Regions from separate parts of the Homo sapiens genome. Here region 1 is linked to region 2. A link is a contact called in ENCODE Hi-C or POLR2A ChIA-PET data. All regions are on one chromosome and are shown on one strand. Each heading gives the region's core, a stretch centred on a gene start or an enhancer-like site at or near the end of the contact. The rest is flanking DNA. Distances are from core to core; before and after follow the strand shown. Region 1 has its middle 24 kb from the start of CTSV. Region 2 has its middle 30 kb from the start of ZNF782.

Region 1 (2,831 bases), core at 320-2,819, 180 kb before region 2:
GAAGGATCGCTGGAGCCCAGGAGGTCAAGGCTACAGTGAACTGAGATCATGCCATTGCACTCCATCCTGGGTGACAGAGTAAGACCCTGTCTCAAAAAATAATAAAAAAAAGAATTCGTGTTTTAAAAATTGTTCATGGTTGGGCACGGTGGCTCCTGCCTGTAATCCCAGCACTTTGGGAGGCTTAGGCAGGTGGACCATGAGGTCAGGAGATCGATACCAGTCTGACCAACATGGTGAAATCCCATCTCTATTAAAAATATAAAAATTAGCTGAGTGTGGTGGCGCGCACATGTAATCCCAGCGACTCAGGAGGCTGAGGCAGGAGAATCACTTAAACCCGGGAGGCGGAGGTTGCAGAGAGCTGAGATCATGCCACTGCACTCCAGCCTGGGTGACAGAATGAGACTCCGTCTCAAAAAAAAAAAAATTGTTCATGATTGTGTAGACTCTTACAGGTCAGTGGGTCAGATCTGCACAACTTGCACCAATTTGCAAAATGTACTGGATTTTGGATTCTGTAGCAAATGAAAAAATTTCTGTTTAAAATTCTAATTTTCAATTAAAATTTTTGACTTTTAATTTTTAGAAAACATGTGAAATACATTTTCTTCATTACCTGAAAAGGGATACCAAGTAAGAACAAGCATGAATTTGTCCAGAAGCAAGTATTAGGAGTGTGCTAATTTTTATATTAACAGATACCTATACTGAAACATATACATTCTGAGAATTCTTAAACCTTTCATTAGGTTGAACCATGTAAAATTGCACTTTTGGAGGTCGAAAATTTTCAAATTTTTGGTAAACCAAAAACTTACCTATTTTTTTCTTTTTTTTTGAGACGGAGTCTCACTCTGTCACCCAGGCTGGAGTGCAGTGGTGTGATCTCGGCTCACTGCAAGTTCCACCTCCCGGGTTCACGCCTTTCTCCTGCCTCAGCCTCCCGACTAGCTGGGACTACAAGTGCCTACCACCACACCCGGCTAACTTTTTGTATTTTTAGTAGAGACGGGGTTTCACCGTGTTAGCCAGGTTGGTCTCGATCCCCTGACCTCATGATCCGCCCACCTCGGCCTCCCAAAGTGCTGGGATTACAGGCATGAGCCACTGCACCAGGCCTCCATAGCCTGTTTATTTTAAGATGTCCATACCTTTCCACAGGAAGGTGGGAACAATACCATTGAAGTGTTAAGACTCACATGAATTCGTTTATTTGTTTTATGATCTGATTCAGGCTCTTGCTCCATCTGTTTGTTCAGCTAATTGCCAATCAGTGTGGGAGTTTGGGTAGTAGTTTTGGTAGAAGCCTAAATCAAAGCAAACAGCTGTATCTCTTACATGAAACGTCTGCCTACAGGGTTGATTTTTTTAAAAAAAAACAAGTTGTACTCTTCAGAGAAGGCTTTTCAGCTGTGAATAGAAATGACTAGGCCCTGGCAGGCAAAATGTTCCATGTTGCTCTGAGGTATGAAACATTACCTGTTTGGTGAAGCCACATTACATAACTGCTGAACCTGGGACTCTCCAACCAAATGATTCATCAGTTTTATGGGGCCAAATGATTCATCAGTCAACATCATTATTTTGTCACCACCAATTAGCATTTGCAGGGTACCCACACAGAGATGACACTGGATTTGATGCTTGACAGAACACAAGGAAGACAAAGAGTACAGCTGATAAAGTAAACTGTTGGAACTATACATCTGAATATGAAACAAAGCACAGGCATACCTGTAAATCCATGCCTGCCTGAGCCACACGTGGTGGAATAAACTCACGGAAACTCACCATGGAGCTTCACAATGGTTCTTTGTGTTGCAACAGAGGATGAAGCAGGTGCTCTTCCACAAGGAAGATGTGAGAAAGGCTCCAGGTCCCCTTGGGAATCCCAGAATAGACCCTAAAACTTTGGAAGGGCCTTTGTTGAACACTGAGTCAAACTCCCCAGAATCCTTTTACAGAACCCCTGTCCAGCAAGTGACCAGTGAGTCTCTAAAGACTTTGAGAATTTGCAGATTCTAGGGAAGACTTCATAGGTTCAGAGATGGGAATTTTGGAGCATTCTAGAAAAATTCTGGAATACAAACAAATTTGGAATTATCATAGGAAGGCTATTATGCAATTATTTTCCAGTTAATAGCTCTTAATAAGAGATCTAAGGTGGCCATTGGAGTTGAACCAAGACAATCTTCTTCCATTGTTGCCATTCTAATTTCAGAGTTCCTTGCTGTTTTATTCCTCCTCAATTCCATTTTGGACTAGTTAGAGATAGAATAGAAAGAAAAACTGAGCCACAAATTCCATTTTTCCCTGCTTAAAGGGTAAACATCTGCCTGAGAAGCACACTCAAGTTTTCCAGAAGATTCCAACAGGGGAGTCCCAGTTTATAAGCAGGTTGTGTGTCTTTGGTGTGTGGTCAGTCAGCTGTGTGGAAAACAAGATGTATTTTCCCCCAAAGATGGTGCACTTAGTGGTTGGGTACTGAGGCTTGTACATGACAACCTGCTTAACTGGGCGCGCACCTGAAGGGTGGTGCCCTGTCAATGACATACAATGCAGCCTAGCCCTTGTGGGCCACAGTATTTCCCTAGGTAGCCAGGCACACACCTGTCCCAGTGCAGTAGGATCAAGGCCTCCCTCCCTCCCTGCTGCCCAGTGCAGGGCATTGAGAGATGATGAGCTCTTCTCAGCACCATGTCCTAACGGTGCAGGCTGGGAAAGAAGAGAAATGAGATTGGGGGGTTCAGTTAGCCTCTGGTGGTGAGCGGGGCTGGAGTAATCTTCTTGTCTGTCCAAGTAGGTTTTCCATTCCTCCAGCCTAACAG
Region 2 (3,089 bases), core at 97-2,596:
AAGCCATGATTGCACCAGTGCCCTCCAGACTAGGCCACAGAGTGAGACTCTGTCTCTGTCTAAGAAAAGAAAGGAAGAAAGAAAGAAAGAGGAAGGAAGGAAGGAAGGGGAAGGAAGGAAGGAAGGAAAAATAAGTTATTTAAATTGAGGCTCTGCAAGTAATGTGTTGTTTCTCTCTGATGCTTTCAAGACTTTTTTCTTTGTTTTTTTTTGTTTCCAGAAACTTAATTATTATGTGTCTTGGCATCAATGTCTTTGGGCTTACCATGTTTGGGAATCACTCAGATTCTTCAATCTGTAGATTTATGTCTTTTCCCAAATTTGAGACATTTCAGCCTTTATTTTTTCAGACACTTTTTCAGTGCCTCTCTCTCCTACTGGATCTCTGTTAACACAAATGTTAACCCTTTAGTTATTGTCTTATAGATCCCTGACATGCTGTAATTGTTCTCTTTTCTTACCTTTTTTTCTGCTGCTCACATTGGGTAAATTTTATTGATCTGTCTTCAGGTTCATTGATTTTATCCTCTTTTATGTCCACTATACTATTGAGCATATCCAGCAGGCTTTTTATTGTGGTTATCATATTTTTCAGTTCTCTAACTTGTATTTGGTTTCTTTTTGTAATTTTTGTTTCTTTGGTGAAATTTTCTATTTTTTTACTCCAAAAAAATCGCAATTGCTTGTTGAAGCATTTGATAGCTGCCCGAAAACCCTTGTTAGATAATACTCTATCTGATTTCTCTTGGTGTTAGTATCTGTTATTTTTTTCTTGTTTCTGTAGGATTTTTCCGATTCTTGGCATTTTTTTAATTGTATCCCAGATATTTTCTATATTATGAGACTGTGAATTCTATTTAATCTTTTTTAAATTTAATCCATTTAATCTTTTTTAAAATTGCAATTGCTTGTTGAGGCATTTGATAGTTGCCTGAAAACACTTGTTAGATAATACCCTATCTGATTTATCTTGGTGTTAGTGTCTGTTATTTTTTTTCTCATTTCTGTGGGATTTTTCTGATTCTTGGCATGTCAAGCATTTTTTAAATTGTATCCCAGATATTTTCTATATTATGAGACCATGAATCCTAGTTAACCTTTTTTAAGTGGGTATAGTGCCAGGGTCAGGTGGGTGTGTTTGTTCAGCTTCCTAATAGACTCCTCCAAACCATCCTGGTAAAAATGGGGCACTGACTCACACTGCATTGTTGCAGATGGGTGGGGTGAAAGTTCAAGTCCTTCTTCATCCCACAGTCATCTTCCTGGTCAAAGTGGGACGCTGACTCACACCACCTTGTTGCCTCTGAGTGTGACTATGTGACCAGCTCCCTGACTGGCTCCACTGCCTTCGGGGTTGTGGGGTGGGAGGGAAGGTAGGAAAGGTGGAAGGCTGACTCACACCACCTTGTTGCTATGAGTAGGAGTGGAGGGTCAGCTTGGCTCTGCATATTGTTGATATCAGGAAAGGGGAGAAGCAAAACATCAGCTACCCTTCCTTATGACACTCTATTCTGCCTTGTTGTTGCCAAGTGGAGGTGAAGGGTCAGCACCCAATGGACCTTCATGACAGGGCCTGGAGGGGTGAAGCCTCATTGTAACCAGCTCTGCCTTTTACTGCATTGTCAAATTTCATTGCTGCTGGGTGGGGGTGAAGGCTCAGCTCACTGTTTGACCCCACTGACACTACCCCTGTGGGGGAATCAGAGCACTGTCTGCTTCCAGGCAAGGCATGGAATCTCAGCTCCTCCTGCCACCCACTTCTGCCAGGCAGAGGATGCAAGATTAGCTCTGTGCTCGGCCCTGCCAATACCACCAGATTGGGAAATCAGAGTTCCCTTGCTTGCTTCCACAGGGTAGAGGGTAGTACAGCTTTTCTGTTGGTGTTTGGCTGGTGTAGGGCTGATATTGCTAAAAGCTTTTCTATTCATAGCCCATCCATTCCAAGACCTTTGGCTAAAGAGAACACACTTTTCTTAAGGCTTTTGTTTCATTGTCTGTGCCTATTGGTAGTTCTGGGTTGGAGGTTTCTGTAGTGCCCTGTCCATGGCATATGAGAAGCAGAAGGAAACAGAGAACTCATCACCCTGCAGTTCATCAACTCTTGATGTCTCTGGACAGCCCATCTTCTTCCATGTATCTTTTCAGAGTTTTGCTATGCTTGTTTATTGTTTTGTTTCCAAAGATTTCTATGTGTAGTAGGAAGGACTTTTATTTTTTATGTCGTTAGTTTTTCTGAACTTTCAGAAAGAGATGTGAAGGTTTCTGAATTTTCTGAAAGAGGTGTGAAAAGCCTTTCAAACTTCACAGAGCTCCCTTCTATTGGTTGTGTCTAGGGCTCAAAAATATGTCAACTTGGCTTTCTGAGATGTTCTGCCTTTATTCTCCTCCGTCCCTTTAGTCTAAACCTTCTCTCTCTGTCACCTTTGTTGTCCCTATCCTGCTTGATTTTCATTCCACTAGAAGCAGTCTCTCTTCAGTGTAGGTCCCTGCCCTAAAAGGGATCCCTGGCAGGTGATTTCAGAGGAGCTACACTGCTCCATCCCCTTCAGCTTATCTTACACAAGCCCCTTGAGCCCTACTGGTATTGGAGAAAACAAACCCCTCCTTTTAGAGCTGCTGTTCTGGAATCATCCCACCAATGCTTTCCTTGCTTCCTCCTACACAAGATGTCACTTGTAGTCAGGTGGCTTGTCTCCACACCCCATATTTTGGGATTCATGAAAACATCCTGTCACCATGTTTTTAAAAAATATATTGTCCTTGGTGTTTCGTGTTTAGTTTTGTTTCGATGTCTAGCTGCTTTGTCTTTCCTTTTTTTAATGTGGCAATGCAAAGAAACTAAACAACTTTACTGCAACTGTTGTCTTGCAGAATTCTGTCTTTTCATTCTTCATCTCCTATTGTCCATTCTTCTCATGACAGCCAGTGTGGTGTCTTCTCTGCATTGTTCCTTCATGAACAAGGTAACATCACTAGTTTTCATGGATTATCCAAATCAAAGAGAGAATTCTCGTTTTAAGTCACTGACACATTTAAACCACCCCTCCTACAAGTTCAGCAATGATAATTAAGGTGAAGAAAAACTTCAG

Evidence for each region. A loop is a pair of places that touch in the nucleus more often than their neighbours do. ChIA-PET counts read pairs that join two places held with the same protein, here RNA polymerase II (POLR2A). Pooled maps may share reads with other maps.
Region 1: a loop to region 2 is called in a pooled map, with 8 times the contacts of the local background. The contact joins two enhancer-like sites. A Hi-C loop is called at or near these places in 6 of 50 pooled maps. POLR2A ChIA-PET finds 5 or more read pairs at or near these places in 2 of 52 experiments (H1 and OCI-LY7).

Annotation. Positions count from the first base shown.
Region 1 is chr9:97,061,294-97,064,124 of GRCh38, reverse strand. No RefSeq gene overlaps it. Among named protein-coding and RNA genes, the nearest start is that of CTSV, 24 kb to the right of the region's middle. Within about 2 kb of position 1,569, at least 5 of the 41 ENCODE cell types and tissues checked have a DNase peak (open chromatin) inside an H3K27ac peak, as active enhancers do.
Region 2 is chr9:96,882,833-96,885,921 of GRCh38, reverse strand. It overlaps a transcript of ZNF782 not described here. Among named protein-coding and RNA genes, the nearest start is that of ZNF782, 30 kb to the right of the region's middle. RefSeq lists an enhancer at 753-1,952. Within about 2 kb of position 1,346, at least 2 of the 41 ENCODE cell types and tissues checked have a DNase peak (open chromatin) inside an H3K27ac peak, as active enhancers do.